3 separate regions of the Homo sapiens genome follow, and all the other regions are linked to region 2. The links are chromatin loops, found by intact Hi-C in ENCODE. Cell type or tissue: PC-9. All regions are shown on one strand.

Region 1 (2,500 bases), 140 kb before region 2:
GAGGCGTAAGGCTGTTGCTAGGATAAGAGACTTAGGGAACTGAAAGATGGGCCACAGTGTCCCTCCTGGGCCTGAGCTATATCACTGGCAGGTTTGAAAACAAAATGAAAATTAGATTTTACTTTAAAAAGCATGTAAGTAACAAATGCTATAGGTCTTTAGGAATGTCCTTCATTGACATTCCTTCATTGACATTTTTGAGACTCTGTCTCAAAAATAAATAAATAAATAAATAAATATTAGTTGAGAGACATCAGCAGTTTGGCTGGAAATTGCTTTTGAGATAGATCTTGTACCTACTAAAGCTTCTGGCTTGATACATTTTGGTAATTTAATATATATTTATGTCATAGGTAAGTGGAAGCGAATTTATACTTAAGCCTTTTTTTTTTTGAGACGGAGTCTTGCTCTGTTACCCAGGCTGGAGTGCAGTGGTGCAATCTTGGTTCACTGCAATCTCTGCCTCCCGGGTTCAAGCAGTTCTTCTGCCTCAGCCTCCCAAGTAGCTGGGACTACAGGCGTGTGCCACCATGCCTGGTTAATTTTGTATTTTTAGTAGAGGCAGGGGTTTCACCATATTGGCCAGGCTGGTCACGAACTCCTGAGCTTATGGTCTGCCAGCCTTGGCCTCCCAAAGTGCTGGGATTACAGGCCTGAGCCACCTCACCTGGCCTACTTAAGCCTTATTAACAAAAAAACGGATTATTACTAAAATAACCTTTTTAGTTATTGTTAAGAATACAGGTGTTTTTAAAATTGAAAATACATTTTAAAAACATGGAAAAGTAAAGAAAAATATTAACTGCCATGTAACTATTACCTAGATCTAATAGTCAACATTTTGCTGTTTTTGCTTTCTGACTTTTTTTGAGCTATTTTAAAGGAATTTAAATATTTTTTTAACTAAATTCTTCAACATTTATCTGTGAAAAGATAGATTTATTTTTTAAGTATTTAACTTTTATCATCCTGAAGAAGTAAAAAGTAATTTAATATCATTTAATACTTTTATCCAGTTTTCTAGATTGTTCTCAAACACATTTTTACAAGTGGCTTGAGCCAGAAAAATGAATAAGGTGCATTTGACATGTCTTACAAATCTTTTAATTTTGAATAGTATTGACTTCCTCCCTCTCCCCCTTAAAAATGCCATTGACTTGTTAAAAAAAAACTAGATTAGTTGTCTTGTAGGATGCTCTGCCTCCTACATTTGTTGATTAATATACCTTGCTGATTAGGTTCAGGCTAAGCAGATTTGGGCATCTATAGCGAATATTTTTTGTCTCAGTATTCGTGATGAATTATTTAATACATGAACTTTGATGTAAAACTTTTTTGGTGCTAATGTTTCTTAAGGGAAAATTATGAAGACAACAATTCTGAGGCTAAAAAAGTTTAAGAATATTTGAAATGCTAAAATACTTAGTGTGTAATGGTTAGCTTTTGATACTTTGGAGTCAAGGCTTTGGGCTTCTCAGTTACAGCCACTAAACAGTCAGTAGGTGGCACTGTTTCTTCTGGTTTAGAAATAGAAAATGTTAAGTATTTGGGGGTTTCATGAACTAGTACCTAACATGTTTCATTAAACAGTTTATTTGCATATTGTCTCACTGAATATTCCTTCCCCCCTCCACATTTTTAGAATCACATGTAGAAAAAAATATTTTTATTTCTCCTACTTGGTTGCTTTATTACTTACTCTTTTCCAGCTGAGCCTTCTGTAAGCATGTATCAGTTGGTGTTTTCTGGAGCAGATAGGAGGTATACAGGGCTTGTGAATATATTAGTTGGCAATGGTTACTTCCTGTGGTTTCTTCTTTATTCCTGTTGTTTCTTCTTTCTTTATCTCTCTCCCTGCTTTTACTGAAAGGTAAAGGGCTGAAAGGTGTTAAAGAAAAACTTTTCAAACACTTGTAAAGGATGATAAGACAGACTTTATTCAGATGGGACTACTGCAGTGGGGTTTTGCAGTAGGGGAGAGAAATTGTGCTCAACTCTGAATACAAGGAAAAGTGGGAATTTATTGCCAAGGAGCAGGGATGGAAAGGGTGGGAGGTTGGGGGGATGGGGGGTTGAGAGGATGGAAAATTACTAAAAAGAATCATCAGGGATGAGAGGGGGTTCCTGGCCAAACTGACCTAATAGGATTCTTGCCGAAAGCAACCTGATGAGATATTGATGATATCAATGTCAAGGATAGGGGATTCTGGCTAAACCAACATAGCAAGATTTCTTGCTAAAATTGGGTGACGCAAAGAACAGACATTTTGGAAGTCCAAAAGTAGAAGCCTAGTTAGGACAAAGATTCAGAAAAGCCTCACTAAAGTTTGGTTAAGGAGAGGCTGTTTGTCGAAAGATAGTGCCGTTGCTTCTTCATTCCAGCCATTTGTGTAGAGACCTTTCGTAGGCTAGCTAGAGAGTCTTGAATTAGAACTTTAAGAGATGCCTGATGTCCTTGACTATTAGGTTTTTGTTTTTAAATTTCCATACTATTGTTTCT
Region 2 (2,500 bases):
GTTTATTAGAAATCTGTTAATTCTTACGTATCTTTTATGTAAAGCGTGATTGTCTATCTTTAATCTTTATCAACAAAATGAGATTTGACTTTTAGTTGGAAATTTTCCTGCAGGACAGTTTTAGCTTTGGGCTTTTCAGTATTCTGTTATTTGTCTAGTTTTTGGTCAGTGAAAGAAGTAAAATCTGTATATATGTAACTCCAGAGTATACTCTAATATTAATGTGATAAATCTTCTTTTTTTGGGGGTGGGGGAGACAGAATCTTGCTCTGTTGCCCAGTCTGGAGTGCAGTGGCACGATCTTGGCTCACTGCAACCTCCACCTCGTGGGTTCAGGCAATTTCTCCCATCTCAGCCTGCCAAGTAGCTGAGATTACAGGAGCCTGCCACCACGCCTGGCTAGTTTTTGTATTTTTTCTTTTAGTAAACAAGGGGCTTCACCATGTTGTCCAGGTTGGTCTCGAGCTTCTGACCTCAGGGGATTCACCCACCTCAGCCTCCCAAAGTGCTGGGATTACAGGTGTATGCCACCATGCCCAGTCTTAATATGATAAATCTTTTAATTTAGGGAGGCAGAACAGAGAGCATTCACTATATGAGTAAGTTAACAGATTTTGGAATGCAGTGGAAGAATTTGATGCAGAATAAAGCATGCTTTCATGCAGATCCATAGTCATTGCAGTTAGAATTCAGGTCTGCAACAGACATAAATTGGCTAGTGTAAAGAAACCCCATATTATTATTCAGTTCTAAAATACAAACTGGGATGTAGACCTTTTTAAGACACTTCACTTTATTAAATAGCTTTTGGGTTGATAGAGTAATGTAATTTTCTTACTTTGTGTCAGAGTCCATTGGCCAGCTACTTGTACTACACTGTATTATATCATGGCAGACAAAAGCATTGCAGCCCCAGGTCAAGGCCATGCAGTGAGTTAGGGATTGAGTTCCTGCCGTTTTTCAGGACTTCTGATTTCTAGCCTAAGGTTCTTACTCTTTGATCCCACCAGTGGGCACTGACTGGATCAGAGGCAGTCACTCCAAACATTGCTTTTTTAATGGTAGGAAATAGAAACGAAAGACACTTGTTTCCACTGCAAGAATGAGCCTGATCAAGTTTTCTGGTATCCGCACCTGTGTTAGTTCTGTATTAAAAGCTGTTTACACAGCTGAGTCAGGAATTGTCCTTCACCTGTACTTGCTACAAAACAAGAGAACCCAAACTTTCTTTGCCACTGTTTATTGGTTAGGAACCTATGATCATGCTGATAAATTACTGAATTCTCCTGTTACAAGTTAGGAAACAGTGGGATTGTTCCATCAGTTTGATTCACTAGACAGTGTTGATTTCTGGTCTCCCTGGAACCATTGTTGACTGAACAGGAAACTGTTTCTGTTACCTCTGCTAATAGTAAAGAGCATGGTGCAGATATTCAAAATAAAATGATTTATAACTACCCAGAAGGTACAAGTGCTATCAGGACAAGTTCCTCATAGCACAGTCATGTCATTTGGAACACAAGGTAGATTGTTACATAATTAATATGTTTGTGATATTTAAATTATTGCATGTATAAAATTCTGTAGATGTGAAAATTATGGGGAAAAATAAGTATTTTAAGAGTTTATGTCATTTTTAAATAACATATAAAGTGTATACATGCATTACTTTGTCAGCTGATGGTTCATTGTTTCAGAAGTGGCGTATAAATAAATTACTAACTGAAATGCCCAAGTAAAATGCTCTAAAATGTTTTAGTGTGGCCCTTTTTATAGTGAGATATCTTTTCATAATTCAAAAATTTTGTTAAATTTTAAATTATCTAGTCTTTTTCTCACATTTTGGTGTGAAAAACTAAGAACATAGAATTATTCATGTTCTTAGTGATTTTAAGGACTTATTTTTAAGTGTATTATAGACATTTTTATTTAAAACATGTTTTTTAAAAAATTATTATAGCTGTATGTTGATGTCTCATCTTGAGGAACCAAAAGTAACAGAAGATGAAGAACCACCCACAGAACAAGATAAGAGGAAAAAGATGGTAAGTTATAAAAGTAGCTTGTAAAAATTAAGAACCATATATTATCATTTTCTGTAGGTTCAGAAATATCTATGGTCTATTTGTCCATCCAGCTATATGTCTATCCATCTATCCCATGTTACAGAATTAATGTAAGGTGTACCCTAAAACAGATACATTTTATTCCTAGTACAGAAAGTTGAGGTTAACTTTTCATCTGAAATAACTGTTGCTTATCTTAGTGCAGAGCAGATGATTTAGTGTTTTACTTATGGAAGGTATGTGTGACCTGCAAACCTTATTTAAGTTGAAATGTTTATTCTTCTGTTTTGAGGAGATGTACTGAAATTTCCTTGCATTCCCTATTATTTTATAGATCTTCACATGAACTTTTGCTGATCTGCATCACAGGCTTTTATAAAAATGCCCTTAAGTTAACCACTAACTTGTTGTAAAAACCACTAATTCTCACCAGA
Region 3 (2,500 bases), 76 kb before region 2:
AAGGTCAAATAGACTAGGAGACTGTTAATCAGAAAAAAGATGATGAGAACCTGAATTATGGAGAGAAGGGGAAAGATTTGAAAAATATTTAGGAGATATTTCTTCTTCTTTGAAGAAGAACCAGGAGGTAGCCATGATATAATTTATCGCTAGGTAGATAGTGATTCATGTCACTTGAGTTAGGAAATACAGGAAGAAGAACTGTGTTTTAGGAAGACAATGAGTTGGTTCAGTATTAGAAGTTGAGATAACCTTCTGGCTGATAATGTGCTGTAGTTAGTTGATTGTTTGGAATTCAGAGAGTTGTTGTAGATATGATAGATTTGTATATCATCAGTGTGTTCATGGGACATGAGAAGACAGCCAAGGATACTACCCTGAGAATGGTATTTGGAGGATGCTATTTTTTTTTAAACTTTTCTTCTGTGGAAAAAATTATAGATTCACAGGACGTTTGAAAGATTGTATAGAGAAATCCCATGTGTCCTTCACCCAATTTCTCCTTACATGTTATGTAATTATAGTAGAATATTAATTCTCCCCTCTTTAATTATTCCTGGTAGTTTTCTTATTTTAATAACCGATGAATTCATTTTTGAACTTTCAGAGTATTGTAGGCAATGTCTTGTAGTTACTGTGGGCCCAAAGGGTGCTTACATTTACTTAAAGCTGCATATCAGGGATTGGACACATTCTTTAGCCACTAGAATTATAAGGTATTGAATCTCTTCAAGCATTGATTAAGACAGTGTGTTATATAGTATAGTAGAATTAGTATTCTACTATAATTACATAAGATGTAAGGAGAAATTGGGTGAAGGATACGTGGGATTTCTCTATACAATCTTTGAAAGCAGTGTGTTTAGCGATTGCTTACGTTAGTTTTGCTAATGCTAGCATATTTTGAATACACATTTAAGTAAGTAGATAAATTTTCCAAGGAAATTTTAAGTCTACTGATAATCAAAATGAACTTGACTGTTTTTTTCTTAATATTCTTTCTTTTTTGTTTCATGAAAGATTGAGCTATGGAGAGTGAAATTGAAGTGAGTTTTAAGGCCCAATATGTACTACTCTGTTAAATAATGGCATTTTCATAATTCTCTTCCTTTGGAAAACTCCTTAATAAAGCCTTCCAAGTGGTTTTTCATTATTAAAAGGGACAAAATTATATTTAACATAAGTTCTGGAGATTTAATATACAGTGCAGTGACTGTAGTTAAAAAATAATGTATTGTACACTGGAGAATTGCAGATAAAATCCCAACAATTGAACTTAGTAGTATGTGTCATCAAAAGGGGAATACATATATACTGTGTGGCATTGTAATTTGCTTTGAATTATATTGACATTTGAATTACTTCTTAGGTGAGGAGGTATTTTGTAATTTATTTGGTTTCCTTTTTGTGTTCATGAAATTATAGATATTATTATGTTTTACAGATTGACTTTTTACCCGTTTTGTTTTCTTCCAAAATACCTACTGTGTAATACATTGAATCAACCTCCCTAACAGTAATTCAGCAAACTAGAATTTTAGATCGAAACTTCTCTTCTTCTTCCATCTTTGTGTTCTTGATTCATTAAAAATGTTATCAAAAATTCTTAAATATGTTGAAAAGATAACAAAAACACCTTTGCCCTCATCCCAACATCATCCTTTTTCCTTTCCTGTATCTAAGAAGCATTAACAGTTTTTTCTGTTTGCTTCCAGAAACATTTTTGTGTATATCATATACAGATATCTAGATATTTAAAAAAATTCTTTGACATGTGGAATTGTTATACACACTTCTGCACCTTTTAAAAAGAATTTGTTTGAAAATTTAAAATTCTGTGTCAAATCCTCCCATCCTTTTTTTTTTTTTGTGTGTGTGTGTGTGTGAGGTGAGGAGGTCGACAGATTCTTGCTTTATCATGTAGGTTGGAGTGCAGTGGTGGGATCATAGCTCACTGACTGCAGCCTTGAATTCTAGGGCTCCAGCGATCCTCCTGCCTCAGTCTCCTGAGTAGCTGGGACTCTAAGCAGGCACCACCATGCTTGGCTAACTTTTAAATGTTTTTCAAGAACAGAGTCTTGCCATGTTGCCCAGGCTGGTCACCAACTCCTGGCCCCAAGCAGTCCTCCCGCCTTGGCCTCCCAATGAGTTGGGATGATAGGCATGAGCCATGGCATTCAGCCCCTAAAATCTTTTTTAATGGCTTTTCAATATTCTTGAATCTGTTCCATAATTCGGTTACTTTACTGATGAACATTTAGGGTGGGTTCATTTTAGATTAATTATTTAGGTGAAAGCATCTATAGAATTTAAAATACCAAAGTTAGTATGTCATCTGTAGAGACAGGGAGAGGAAAATAGATATTTCTTATATGTGCAGTCTATTAAAATGAACAGATGTATGTAGCCTTGACATATATATTTTTTAAACTGCCAATAGGCAATTGAATAGTATTTTTTAATTTTTCCTTTCCAATTATAAACAGAACTTTGTTTTGCT

Evidence for each region. Peaks named below come from ENCODE experiments on the same cell type or tissue, not always from the same donor. Only the 100,000 strongest peaks of a DNase experiment are listed, where the experiment ranks them.
Region 1: it touches region 2 in a loop (2.2-fold over the local background); 1 of 110 quality-filtered maps calls a loop at or near these places.
Region 3: a loop joins it to region 2, with 3 times the contacts of the local background. A loop is called at or near these places in 1 of 110 quality-filtered maps.

What each region holds. Positions count from the first base shown.
Region 1 is chr5:62,459,176-62,461,675 of GRCh38, forward strand. All of the region lies in intron 5 of IPO11 (importin 11), which reads left to right. Among named protein-coding and RNA genes, the nearest start is that of IPO11, 48 kb to the left of the region's middle. In PC-9, CTCF peaks have their summits at 1,493 (motif pointing right) and 1,692; no DNase peak of the experiment used is centred here.
Region 2 is chr5:62,599,804-62,602,303 of GRCh38, forward strand. It overlaps IPO11 (importin 11), which reads left to right. Exons shown (of 30, transcript NM_016338.5): 29 at 1,961-2,045. It overlaps IPO11-LRRC70 (IPO11-LRRC70 readthrough), which reads left to right. Exons shown (of 4, transcript NR_073584.1): 3 at 1,961-2,045. Among named protein-coding and RNA genes, the nearest start is that of LRRC70, 22 kb to the left of the region's middle. In PC-9, no CTCF peak of the experiment used is centred here; a DNase peak (open chromatin) is centred at 1,238.
Region 3 is chr5:62,523,501-62,526,000 of GRCh38, forward strand. The region is part of intron 20 of IPO11 (importin 11); the gene reads left to right. Among named protein-coding and RNA genes, the nearest start is that of IPO11-LRRC70, 54 kb to the right of the region's middle. In PC-9, no CTCF peak of the experiment used is centred here; no DNase peak of the experiment used is centred here.